Regions from separate parts of the Homo sapiens genome. Here region 1 is linked to region 2. Evidence: chromatin contacts called from ENCODE Hi-C data. All regions are on one chromosome and are shown on one strand. Each heading gives the region's core, a stretch centred on a gene start or an enhancer-like site at or near the end of the contact. The rest is flanking DNA. Distances are from core to core; before and after follow the strand shown. Region 1 overlaps LNX1 (ligand of numb-protein X 1). Region 2 holds the start of LNX1-AS1 (LNX1 antisense RNA 1).

Evidence for each region. Hi-C counts contacts between places; a loop is a spot of excess contacts on that map. Pooled maps may share reads with other maps.
Region 1: a map of thyroid gland shows a loop between it and region 2 (2.4-fold over the local background). The contact joins the enhancer-like site here to the promoter of LNX1-AS1 in region 2. A Hi-C loop is called at or near these places in 2 of 168 maps with a recorded cell type or tissue (IMR-90 and thyroid gland) and 1 of 50 pooled maps.

Annotation. Positions count from the first base shown.
Region 1 is chr4:53,573,553-53,579,694 of GRCh38, forward strand. LNX1 (ligand of numb-protein X 1) reads right to left here. Exons shown (of 11, transcript NM_001126328.3): 2 at 71-536. The coding sequence starts at 450. It also overlaps the pseudogene COMMD5P1. Among named protein-coding and RNA genes, the nearest start is that of LNX1, 15 kb to the right of the region's middle. Within about 2 kb of position 2,825, at least 3 of the 41 ENCODE cell types and tissues checked have a DNase peak (open chromatin) inside an H3K27ac peak, as active enhancers do.
Region 2 is chr4:53,498,607-53,505,648 of GRCh38, forward strand. It overlaps LNX1-AS1 (LNX1 antisense RNA 1), which reads left to right and starts at 1,471. Exons shown (of 4, transcript NR_046622.1): 1 at 1,471-1,521; 2 at 1,811-1,896; 3 at 3,242-3,370. LNX1 (ligand of numb-protein X 1) reads right to left here. Exons shown (of 11, transcript NM_001126328.3): 5 at 35-237.

The DNA.
Region 1 (6,142 bases), core at 1,575-4,074, 76 kb after region 2:
CTGGGGGGTGGAGGGGTCCAGCTGTCCCGCTTGGGGGTGGGACTTACCGGCTCGCTGATGGGGGACCTACCTGGTTTGAAAGTGATGCTCGAGGTCACAGCGCTGCAACACCTGGGTGCAGTGCTCCCTGAATGGGCAGGTCACCAGTAGCTTGTTGAGGAGTTTGTTGACCAGGATGCTGGACTTCTTGCAGTGCTGCAGAACCAGAGGCTTGCGGTCCATGGGACAGAAGTCCTTCTCCACCAGGAAGTTGGTGAGGCAGAGGGTGCAGTAGGTGTGTCCACACGGAGTGTCCAGGGGGTCCAGCAAAGCCTGCAGGCAGATGTGGCAGATGAGGTCATCATCCACTTCCTCTGGATAGCTGTAGAAGTGGTTTTCCTCCAAGGAGTGGGCTTGGCCACACACTGCACACAGGGGTTCAGGATCGTTGGCAGACTCTGGCTGGTTCATGATGGATTGGAGAGCAGTATAACAGGAAACTCAGTCACACAATATTTCCTCAGGAGCAAGTCAAGATCTAGGAGACATCCACACACCTAAAAAAGAACAAGAAGGCTCACCTTTGCTTCCCAGCACATGAAAGGCTTATGCTTATGGTAGACATGAGACAGGGCTGCCAATGCATGGGGAATTGAGCTACGATTCAGAAAGCCAGGGTTGAGGGTCCACTCTGGAGTGACTGACAGGACCTTGGGCAAGCCCCATGGCCTCCTCGTGCCTCTGTTTTTCCACGCATGCCAGTGGGAATAATGTTCACCTTTCACATCCTCACATTGGTGTGGTAAGAATCATTTGGGTAATATCTGGGAAATGCCTAAAGTAACTCTAAAAAATGTAATTTGTTAAGAAAATTAAATAGACCAGTGATTTGTAAAATTCTTGTCAGATCAGGACAAGAAAAAAAAAACAAAAAACAGTTAACACTGTGATGGCTTTCTCTTATCTTTCTTCCCCATCTTTCTCCCAAACTCAGAAAAAGTAGGAGATCAGAGCTTTCAACTAAGTCATCTGAGAGAAAATAGTGCTGTTGAGCCTTTCATATTTTCACTATGATAAATGCACTGTTGTCTCCTGTATGCATTTCACTCAGTTGGTCGTTAGTGGCTAAGTGGGCTCTGGACACTTTGCCTGGGTTCAAATCCCACCACTATGGGCCAATGATTTCAGACTCTGTTTTCACATCTGTAAAATGGGGATAATCACAGGCTACTTCATAGAACTCTTGTGAGGATGAAATGAGATATGATATATAAAGCTCTTAGATTTGCATCTACCACATACTAAGTGCTCAATAATTCTTACATGTATTTGTTACTGAATTCATTGTCTCTAGTCTAGCTCTGTTGGCCCAGAAACTGAAAGCTAGAGCTCCTATAAGGGGCCTTTAAGCTTTGTTCTAATAGGACTCTTTTATTCCATTAGATATTTCGTTTTTTTTTTTTCTTTTTAGACGGAGTCTTGCTCTGTTGCCCAGGCTGGAGTGCAGTGGCATGATCTCTGCTCACTACAACTGCCACCTCCCAGATGCAAGTGATTCTCCTGCCTCAGCTTCCTGAGTAGCTGGGATTACAGGCGCGCGCCACCATGCCTGGCTAATTTTTGTATTTTTAGTAGAGACAGGGTTTCGCCATGTTGGCCAGGCTGGTCTTGAACTCCTGGCCTCAAGAGATCCACCTGCTTTGGCCTCCCAAAGTGCTGGGATTACAGGTGTGAGCCCCCATGCCCAGCCTAGATATTTCTTTTAAACAGTAGAATACTACCACAATACATATTTTCCTTTAACATAGATAGGAGTCAACAATAATCAAGTTTTTCAACATGCTTGCTTTGCATCTAGGAAGTCTCTTGCGTAGAAAGTCAATAAATAGTTTTCAAGCGCCAACTCTGAGCTAGGTCATGAGTTTGATATGCAGACCTTTGAGAGAGACTTAAAGGATATGCTTCTGCCCTCAGGGAGTCCCCATTCCAGAGGTGACATGGACACACACACAAGTAGGAGCCCAGTGCAAACTAGGGCTCTGGGTCAACTTTCATGGTGATTAAGAATCCCACCTTGGGACCAGGCCCGCTTTTGGCTGCATTGGCTGGGGATCACTGGCACCAGGTATCTGCATCTGGGACCCACCCCCTGGGCTGGCTAATCAAGGAGGAAGCAGCAGCAGTGTCTGCTGTGGGGGCCACAGCTCTGTATTGCATCATCCTGGTGGTAGTCACAGTGGCCGAGTGAGTTTCTTGGGGGCCCAGCTTCCTCCAGAGGTGGCAGCAATGGACCAGCTACTAGGGGACCTAAACAGGAGCATGTTTAGAAAGTTGCTGAAGTTTGTGGTCAGCAGCCTGCAAGGGGAGGACTGCCGAGAGGCTGTGCAGTGTCTTGGGGTCAGCACCAACCTGCCGCAGGAGTGGCTGGGTGCCCTACTGGCAGGCATGCACACGCTGCTCCAGCAGGCCCTCCATCTTCCCCCCACCAGCCTGAAGCCCAACACCTTCAGGGACCAGCTCCAGGAACTCTGCATCCCCCAAGACCTGGTCGGGGACTTGGCCAGCGTGGTATTTGGGAGCCAGCGGCCCCTCCTTGATTCTGTGGCCCAGCAGCAGGGGGCCTGGCTGCCCCATGTTGCTGACTTTCAGTGGTGGGTGGATGTGACAATCTCCACCAGTGCCCTGGCTCGCTTCCTGCAGCCGAGGGTCCTGATGCAGCTGAAGCTTTCAGATGGGTTAGCATACCGCTTCGAGGTCCCCATAGCCAAGTTCCAGGAGCTGCGGTACAGCGTGGCCCTGGTCCTAAAGGAGATGGCAGATCTGGAGAAGAGGTGTGAGGGCAGCCTGCAGGACTGACCCCTCACATGACCAGTCCTATTCAGGTCAGGCTTGGACAGGCACCTCAGATGGTGCCAAAGTGCAGCTGACTCTTCCCAGGACAGCCCTGCCCTTCCCATGAGGCAGGCTCTTCATCCAGGTGCTTTTGTAGATCTTGTATTTTAGGTTGGGCATTTTCATTCTTCTGCCTTAAATCCCTGACTTCACAGAGCTGACATTCTAGTGGGGCTAAGGGGAGGGGAAACATTATAAAATAAATAATAAAAATAAATTAAAAAAAAAAGAATCCTGCCTCTTCCCTCAGCCCCAACTCAACTTTCCTCTTTTCCAAAAGTAAATTAAAAGACCTTATGCTTTCCACAAGAACATAAAGACACACGAATAACCTAACAGGAAATTAGCCACATTTGGAAACAGCCCAGCAGTCATAAACTGTATTATATCTCTTTTCTTTTCCAAATAAAGTCGGAGGTTGTTTGTGCAAACATAGCCTTATCTCAAAAAGAAAATACATTGACTTCAGGCTTTCATTGAGTCAGCTTTGTTGTTTACATTTCTGTACTGCAGTAATATGCCTGAGAGGACACTCTAGTGAAGAGGTTGCTGGCAAATGCCCTTAATATAAAAACATTTAGAAATTGTAGCATTTTATTTAGCATCAGATAGGACCACAGAAGGCAAAGATAGAGGGTGCAGGAGGGGGTAAAGTTGTTTCAAGGAAATCTGTATCTATGCAGCTGCTGATTGTCCTCAAGGCTGTTAGAAAGTACTGGAATCTCACAGGAAATACTTTAAGTGACATCAGAAACAGTTGAAAAACAAACATGAAAATGGAAATGGGCCATGCAAAAGATTATCATCTACAATCTATAGGGGAAAAATGGTTCACACAGGATGAACTAAAGCTCTAGGTCTTTTAAAGCTTCTCTGTAGTGTTCTGCCATATAGTCCCACATGCTACAGTCTTGGTTATTCTTTCTCATGATGCTGTAGGGGAATATAAATTCAGGCTGCAGTGCGGCCATACCACTGAAAATACAACTGCATGTTTCTGGGCCATTCCCTTGTTGGTGAAATGGTGGCATTGGACCAGATTTTCGTTTTTCAAACTGTGCTGTGGAAGGCATCAGATACTTCCAGATCTTCCAAGGGAGTGGAGATAGGAGGAAACCAAGGGGGAGCTTTGCCCACTCCTCCAGCTCTGCCATTACTATTATTATTATTTTTTAAAGATGGGGTCATGCTATGTTGACCAGGCTGGTCTTGAACTCCTGGCCTCAAGCAATCCTCCCATCTTAGCCTCCCAAAGTTCTAGGGTTACAGATGTGAGCCACCACACCCCGCCTGCCATTATTTCCTTAATGCATCATGTTCCTCTTAATATTCTGGTCAAAGAATCCTAGCTTTTAAAAAAAACTTGCAAACCACCAGACTAGATCGTGTACAACAGTCCCTTCCAGAAATAGAGTTCTATGATTCTGTGCTAATCAAGTGAGGTTTTTATGTTTTGTTTTGTTTTTGATGATTTGATGTTTGGGAAAAATCCTTTTTTCATCTAACAGTTCTTTGAATATTTACCATGCGCCAGGCACTGTGCTAGGGGCCTTATATTATAGTATATTATGTTATTCAATCCTCACAAATGGCATAGGAAACTGAAATGCAGAGGGTAAATAACTTGTCAATCACACCAAAAAAAGAAACAAAACAGGCAGGGGCTGTCTGACTCCAAGTTTCTGCTCCTACTTCCCTACTTTGTCTCCCAGAATCTTTCTTGATTATGGCTAGTCAGAATCCCAATAATGTAACTCATTAAATACAAGAGACCCAGGAAATTAGAAAGCTTTAAATCTCTTCAGGCTCTATTGCAAGTAGAATCATGTGTTGCTTAATGATGGGGATATGTTCTGAGAGGTGCATTGTTAGGCGATTTGGTCCTTGGGTGAACATCATAGAGTGCACTTACACACACCTTCACGGTATAGCTGACTATACACCATATAGATGTGTAGTCTATGGCTCTTACGCTGCAAACCTGTACAGCATGTAACTGTACCAAATACTGTAGGCAACTGTAACACAATGGTAAGTATTTATATATCTAAACATAGAAAAGGTACAGTAAAAACAGTATTTTAATCTTATGGGATCACCATCATATGTGGAGTCTGTCATTGACCAACATGTCGTTATGGGGTCCATGACTGTAGATATGTCAAAGATCTCTGAAGAAAAAGATTCCTTGATTTCACTGAGTGCTGAGGCAGAATGAATGGAATGGAGTAAGCAAAAATGGCAGATTTAGCTCCACCTCCAATTTTCTTTTATCTTTTCCCTTCCTTTCTTTTTCTTTCTGAGAGCAATTTGAATTCCCTGGCACTTACCCATGTGGATAAACCAAATTCTTAATATTATGTTAATGTAAACACTGCTGTATATATTTTCTGACTTTATTTTAGACTAAATAAAGCCTACATGAATAGAAACAGATTATGAGATAATTGACTGAACAAGCAGTTTTGGCTCTAAGGGAAAGAACCAGGTAGACTTAAAAAATATGATTAATATCTCCCTGGTGGTTCTTATTTGCAGTGTATAGCTTATAAACATGTATGATGTATCACGTTTTCAGACATATCAGAGCCTTGCTGCTGAATGGAGAAGAAATTATCAAAAATCATTAAGCCTGAAAAGGTAAGCTAGTTTCTCCCACCAAAAGTAAGAGAGAGGGCCTGTCAGCTTTGTGTCCATATAAATTTACTGAATGTATCAGCCATCAGCATCTCTGGCCCTAACTGAAGTAAGTAGACAGAGCTGTGATACAGTGTTTTGGCAGTTTAGAGTAAGAAAGAGTAGTGGAGTGGATTGATTCCCTCCTTACGTACGTGTATGATGGGTACGGTGGAAATCTTACACTTTTTCAGTATAACCCTGTGGTGCCTTAGGAATCACCCTTTCCTTCTTTCTGATCTGGAATAGGACAGAAACCAGAGGTGATTTTTAGAGATATATGGAGCCAAAACCCCCAATCTAGTGCTGAAAAGCACCCAGAAAAATAAAAACCCCCATCTCTTTTTGGTCCTAATCCCTGCTTCCTTTCCTATGATTTTATTGTCTAGCCTAAAACCTGTATAGAAGCTTCTCTGCCTAATTCTCAAATTTTGAACTTCCTGGATGACAATAAAGACACATACCAGAGCAAAAGCCAGTTGGTGCCGCCTGCAACCAAGAGGGTCATTCGAGATCGTGTGTCTACTGTCAACGCACTAGACAGATTTAAGAACAGCCTTTGGAATACAGCCTGTTTGGAAGTGGAAACATTTCT
Region 2 (7,042 bases), core at 221-2,720:
CCCCTTGCTGCAGCCCCACAGCCACAGTCTCTACCTTTAGAATGATGTCTCCTGGCAGTAGCCGGCCGTCTCTGGCGATCACCCCATCACGATAAATGTGTTGGATAATGATATGGACCAGTGGGGTTTCGCTACCTCCCACCAGCCTAATAGAGAGGCTTTCACTGGGATCTACTCGATTGATCTTGATGCTGGTAATTTCACCATCTGGAATCAGGTGGTACAACCTTGGAAAGACTGAAATGGACAAAGAGTGTTTATTTAAGACACCCACCCAATGGACCTTTCCAACTACTCTTCTTGCCAAACTTCAGTGTCAGCCAAACTAAACTATTCATTTTTCCTCATACATGTTTTCCATTTTCCTGCCTCTGTGTCAATGTAAGTTTCTCTGCTTGGAATGTTTTTCATCCTGAGCTTAAACCCAATTTTTCCTTCAAGGCCCTTCCAATTAAACTCTACCCTGATTCCTCCTTCCCTTGCTCTAAACAGCCCACTTCCTATAAAGCTTTCTAGCTATTTCTCATGGCACTCAACCCATTATTGTTATTTTTACCTTTTTGTTTTTGTTTCTGTTTTTTGAGACAGGGTCTTACTCTGTTGCCCAGGCTGGAATGCAGTGTCTCACTACAACCTCCGCCTCCTGAGCTCAAGTGATCTTCCCACCTCAGCCTCCCAAGTAGCTAAGACTACAGGCACATGCCACCATTCCTGGCAAATTTTTACATTTTTTGTGGAGACGGAGTTTTGTCATGTTGTCCAGGCTGGTCTTGAAATCCTGAGCCCAGGTGATCCACCCACCTCGGCCTCCCAAAGTGCTGGGATTACAGGTGTGAGTCACCTCTCCCAGCTTATACTCATTTCTTATATACCTCATATCATGCCCATAAAACCTGAGGGCATAAACTCTCGCTGTTCCATGGTTCTCTGCATATATCTCTGCATGCAGAGGCCTTCAGCTGAAGTTTACTGAATTAATAGAAGTGAATGAATCATTTTTAATGGAATGAATTGCAGTTTTATCGCTTGCTTATTGAGAGGTAAAAAACAGAACCAATTTGCCACTTTGCCCTCTCAGATAATTTTGAAAATTTCTTCCTTAAAGACTCTGCTTTTCAGGCTTGGGGGAACATCAGTTCTTTCTACCAGACATTGTTGTTAACAAATGGAAGAGGCCTGATTCATGATCAAGAAGAGGCCAAGGCCTAGTTGGTGGCCTTGAGCAGTTCATCCCTGGTTTGCCTGAAATCACTGAGTTCAGAGCAAGGAGATTCAAAGATCATCTAGGCTGGTGTTTTCAAACTGTATTTTTAAACTGATGAATCTGCTTTCCCCAAGAAATCTCTCCTAGCTCTCTTCTCATCTTTCATCCCATTGTGACCACACAGAAAACAGCTGCTCTAATTGTCCTGCTGCTTGACAGTGATAGTCAAACACTACAAGTGAGGAGGTTTAAGGCTGAGAGAAGGGGAGTGAAGTAACTGACTGGACATCCCAAAGTTAGGTGGTCCTGAGAGCCAGGTCAGAACCCAGAGTTCTTGTGACCGGTACTCTCTGTCAGGTATCCCTGGAGCCAGGGGTTCACAGCCAGGCCAGAGCCCATGAGGGACTTGCTCTATGGACCTATGAGCCAGCAGCACCGACTGGCATTGTTTTTTTTTTCACTTCAGTTTGAATAGAAGTGTTCAGAGGGGACACCAACAAGTGATGGGAACAAGCCACACCTAGCTTGGTGGAAAAAGGGGCTCCTCCAAGCAGCTAGAGGCTCAAGTTTGAATGTAAAGGGCTGAGATGCTTCTGTCTTCCGTAGGTGCTGACAGCTGCCTCACCTTAAGAGTCTCCTTTCGTTATGGCATCTGGAAAGATCTCACATGGCAGGCCTGCTTCTAGTTCCTTGTGAGCATTTTCAAAACCCGTGACCTTAGTCCATTTTCCCTAATGAATTAATAAGTACTCAACTCTCTAAGAACAATAAAGAATTAAAATTATTTCTAAGTATGTTAGGGCAAAGTAACTTAGTGGGCAGAGGAAACCCGAGATGTTGTAAATGTGGGTCCTTAATCTCTATACTGATTGAACTGAAGTGACTGCATAAGGCAGGGGTAAGCTGGCTTCAGCAGTCAGCTCCTGGTACTAACAGTACTCGGGTGATTGAGTTCAATTAATGTTTAAACTACTTTGGTTATATTAAGTAGGCTATACCACAGGCAATTGCTAGAACATGTCTGGTATAACAAGGGAATGGAAAAAAATTCATTCTGAGCAAAGAAAGATTTGGAAATAATCACAAAAGCCAATTTTCCCTCCCTCATTCCCCTTCCCTTGTTACCATCTTTTCCAACAGATTTACAAAAACCACACTGCCAAACCTAAACCGCTAGAGAATGTTTGATTTGATAGCTTGAAAGGACATACCATTCACACTTGTAAATGATGTTAGAGCAACACCAATGAGATCCTAGTGACCTTAAAGAGATAAAGGAATTTTTAAACTGCCAAACTTGTGTTGGTCTGGAAAGTAAAAAATTTGCTCAATATTATGTCCTTACTCAAGGACTAAAGGATATAATCTTATTAGCTGAGAGTTTGTTATATGCTGACATTGAGTTAAGGTATTTGAATGCATTTTTTTGTTTAGTCTTCACAATAACCCTATGAAATAGATGATAATAATCTTTTTTTTTTTTTTTTTTGGGGGTGGGGGGACAGGATCTCACTCTGTCACCCAGGCTGGAGTATAGTGGTACAATCTTGGCTCAAAGCAGCCTTGACCTCATGGGCTCAGGCAATCCTCCCATCTCAGACCAAGAAGCTGGGAGTACAGGTGTGTGCCACCATGTCCCACTAATTTCATTTTTTGTAGAGACAAAGTCTCACCATGTTCCCCAGGCTGGTCTCAAACTCCTGGGCTCAAGAGATCCTCTCACTTTGGCCTCCAAGTGCTAGGATTACCGGTGTAAGCCACCATGCCCAGACCCATCTCTGTCTTTTCAGATGAAGAAATGCTGAAGCTTAGAGCATTAAGCAACCCAGCCAGGGTCACACAGTTGATAAACAGTGGCGCCAGTCCCTTTACTGACATTAAAAGGATGGATAAACCATGCCAGGAAGCTAACTGTAGGTTGCTGAAGCAATGAGGCCCTCTGGCCATTTTGAAAGCATTGTTGCCTCACAAATGCTGTGACGACATTGATACCAGGCTAGCTGAGTCTTAACACCTCACTCCATTCTGGAATTACAGCTTCCTAGTGTGTCTGAGGAAATCCAATCTCTCCCACTCCAGCCCGCCTACTCATTGAACATGGCTGCTATCTCTGTCTTCTGGAAACACGGCTCCAATCCTGCAACAACTCTATACAAGAGCTCCCAGGTGTGTTCACTACCCCCAAATCAAGTACAGACTCCTAAATAATAATCAGGACACACTATGATCTGACCTTCACCTCATCTTCTGTATTGGTCTGGAAAGAAAATGATTTGTTCAATATTATGTCCTCACTCAAGGACTAAAGGATATAATAATAATTATTAACTGAGAGTTTACTATATGCTGGCATTGAGCTAAGCTACTTGAATGCATTTTCCAACACACAGTCAGCATCCCAACATCCATCCAAGTCACATGGATTACACTGTCCCCTATGGCTGCTATGGTCATTAATTTATACTTCATTCTTCATAGTACAGGCATACCTCTGAGATATTGTGGGTTTGGTTCCAGACTGCTATAAGAAAGTGAGTCTTTTGGTTTCTCTGTGGTTATAAGAGTTATGTTTACACTGTACTCTAGTCTATCAAGTGTACAATAGCATGTTTTTTAAAATGTACATATCTCAATTTAAAAATACTTTATTGCTAAAACATGCTGTTTAACGATCATCTGAGGCTTCAGCTTGTTGTAATCTTTTTGCTGGTAGAGAGTCTTGCCTTGATGTTGATGGCTGCTGACTGATCACAGTGGTGGTTGCTGAAGGTTGGGAGTGGCTTGGCAATTTCTTAAAATAAGACAACAATGAAGTTTGCCACATGAACTGACTCTCGTGAAAGATTTTTATGCAGATTCTCTGTAGAATGCAATGCTGTTTGATAGCATTTAAACTTCAGTAGAACTTCTTTCAAAATTAGAGTCAATCCTCTACTAACCTTGCTGTTTTATCAACTATGTTTATGTAATATTCTCAATCCTTTGTTGTCGTTTCAACAATGTTCACAGCATCTTCAGCAGAAGTAGTTTCCATCTCAAGAAACCACTTTATTTGCTCATCCGTAAGAAATGCCTCTACACTCATTCAAGTTTTATTATGAGATTGCAACAATTTGGTCATATCTTTTTTTTTTTTTTTAGATGGAATCTTGCTCTGTTGCCCAGGCTGGAGTGCAGTGGTGCGATCTCGGCTCACTGCAAGCTCCGCCTCCCAGGTTCACATCATTCTCCTGCCTCAGCCTCCCGGAATTTGGTCATATCTTTAAGCTCCACTTCTAATTCTAGTTCTCTTGCTATTTCCACCACATCTATAGTTACTTTTCTCCACTGAAGTCTTGAACCCCTCAAAGTCATCCTTGAGAATTAAAATCAACTTCCTCCAAACTCCTGTTAATGTTGATATTTTGACCTCCTCCCATGAATCACTAATGTTCTTAATGGCATGTAGAAGGGTGAATCCTTTCCAGAAGGTTTTCAATTTTCCTTGCCCAGATCCATCAGAGGAATCACTATGTATGGCAGCTATAGCCTTTCGAAATTTATTTCTTAAATAATGAGACTTAAAAGTAGAAATTACTCTTTGATCCACGGGCTGCAGAATGGATATTGTGTTATCAGGCATGAAAACATCATTACTCTTGCGTCTCCATCGAAGTACTTGGGTAACTAGGATGCATTATCAATGAGTAGCAATATTTTGAAAGGAACTTTTCTTTCTGAGTAATAGGCCTCAACAGTGGGCTTAAAATATTGAGTAAACTATGCTGTAAAAAGATGTGCTGCCATCCAGTCTTTGTTGTTCCATGGAGAAAGCACAGGCAGAGTAGATTTAGCATAATTCTTAAGGGTCCTAGGATTTTTGAAATGATAAATGAGCACTGGACCCCACCTTAAAATCACCAGCTGTATTAGCCCCGAACAAGAGAGCCAGCCTGTCCTTTGAAGTTTTGAAGCCAGGCATTGACTTCTCTCTAGTTAAGAAAGTCCTAGATGGCATCTTCTCCCAATATAAGGCTGTATCATCTACATTGAAAATCTGTTGGCTGAGTGCGGTGGCTCACACCTGTAATCCTAGCACTTTGGGAGGCCGAGGCAGGCGGATGACCTGCGGTCAGGAGTTCAAGATCAGCCTGGCCAACATGGCGAAACCCTGTCTCTACTAAAAATACAAAAAATTAGCCAGGCATAGTGGTGCACGCCTGTAATCCCAGCTACTTGGGAGGCTGAGACAAGAGAATCACTTGAACCCAGGAGGCAGAGGTTGCAGTGAGCTGAGATCATGCCACTGCACTCCAACCTGGGCTACAGAGCGAGCGAGACTCCGTCTCAAAAAAAAAAGAAAATCTGCTTAGTGGAGCCACCTTCAATGATTTTAGCAAGATCTTCTGGAAAACCTGCTGCAGCTTCTACAATCAGCATTTGCTGCTTCGTTACAATCAGCATCTGCTGCTTCGCTACAATCTGCATTTGCTGCTTTGCCTTGCACTTTTATGTTATGGAGATGGCTTCTTTCCTTAAACCTCATGAACCAATCTCTGCTAGCTTCCAACTTTTCTCCTTTAGCTTCTTCACCTCTCTCAGCCTTCACAGAATCAAAGAAAGTTAGGACCTTCCTCTGGATTAGGCTTTGGTTTAAGGGAATGTTGTGGCTGTTTTGTTTTTCTATCCAGGTTACTCAAACTTTCTCCATATCAGCAATAAGGCTGTTTCGCTTTGTAAATCATGTGTTCACTGGAAGTAGCACTTTTAATTCCCTTCAAGAACTTTTCCTTTGCATTAATAACTTGGCTGTTTGGCACGAGAGGCCTAGCTTTCAGCCTACCTTAGCTTTCAATATGCCTTCCTTACCAAGGTTCATTTCTAGTTTTTGATTTAAAGTGAGAGACATGTGGCTCTTCCTTTCACTTGAATACTCAAAGGCTATTGTAGGGTTACTAATTGGCTTAATTTCAATACTGTTATGTATCAGGGAATACGGAGGCCCAAGAAGAGAGACATGGGGAAATGGCCAGTGAAGTAGTCAGAACACACAATTATTAAATTTACTGACCTATAAGGGCATGGCTCGTGGCACGCTAAAACAATTACAATAGTAACGCCAAAGATAACTGATCACATGTCACCATAACAGATATAATAATGAAAAAGTTTGAGATGCTGCAAGAATTACCAAAATGTGACACAGAGACATGAAGTGAGCACACGCTTTTGGAAAAATGGAGCAAACAGACTTGTTGGCTACAGGGTGACCACAAGCTTTCAATTTGTAAAAATAAAAATGAGGTATGCTTTTATTTTATTATATTTTAGTCTTGAATAAACCCCTTGATGCCAAGAACTACATTTTATATTCTTTATATAAAATGACAGCACCTAGGCCGGTGCCTTACATATAATAATCTGTTTTATAAATGTTTTTGTAATAAATATGCAAATAAATCTTTTTCAAGATAACTTTTTTTTTTTTTGAGATGGAGTCACCCAGGCTGGAGTGCAGTGACACAATCTCAGCTCACTGCAGCCTCTGCCTCCCAGGTTCAAGCAATTCTCCCGCCTCAGCCTCCCAAGTAGCTGGGATTACAGGTGCCCGCCACCATGCCCTGGCTAATTTTTGTATTTTTAGTAGAGATGGGGTTTCACTGTGTTGGCCAGGCTGGTCTCAAACTCCCACCCTCAGGTGATATGGCTGCCTCAGCCTCCCAAAGTGCTGGGATTACAGGAGTAAGCCACCACGTCTGGCCCAAGTAGTAGAGAACTTTACATGGAGTGGAATTGAAGAGTCTTTAATAAGAGGAAGAGACTGGTGGAAAGGAAGTTCTAATCTTTTCATTTAGCCAT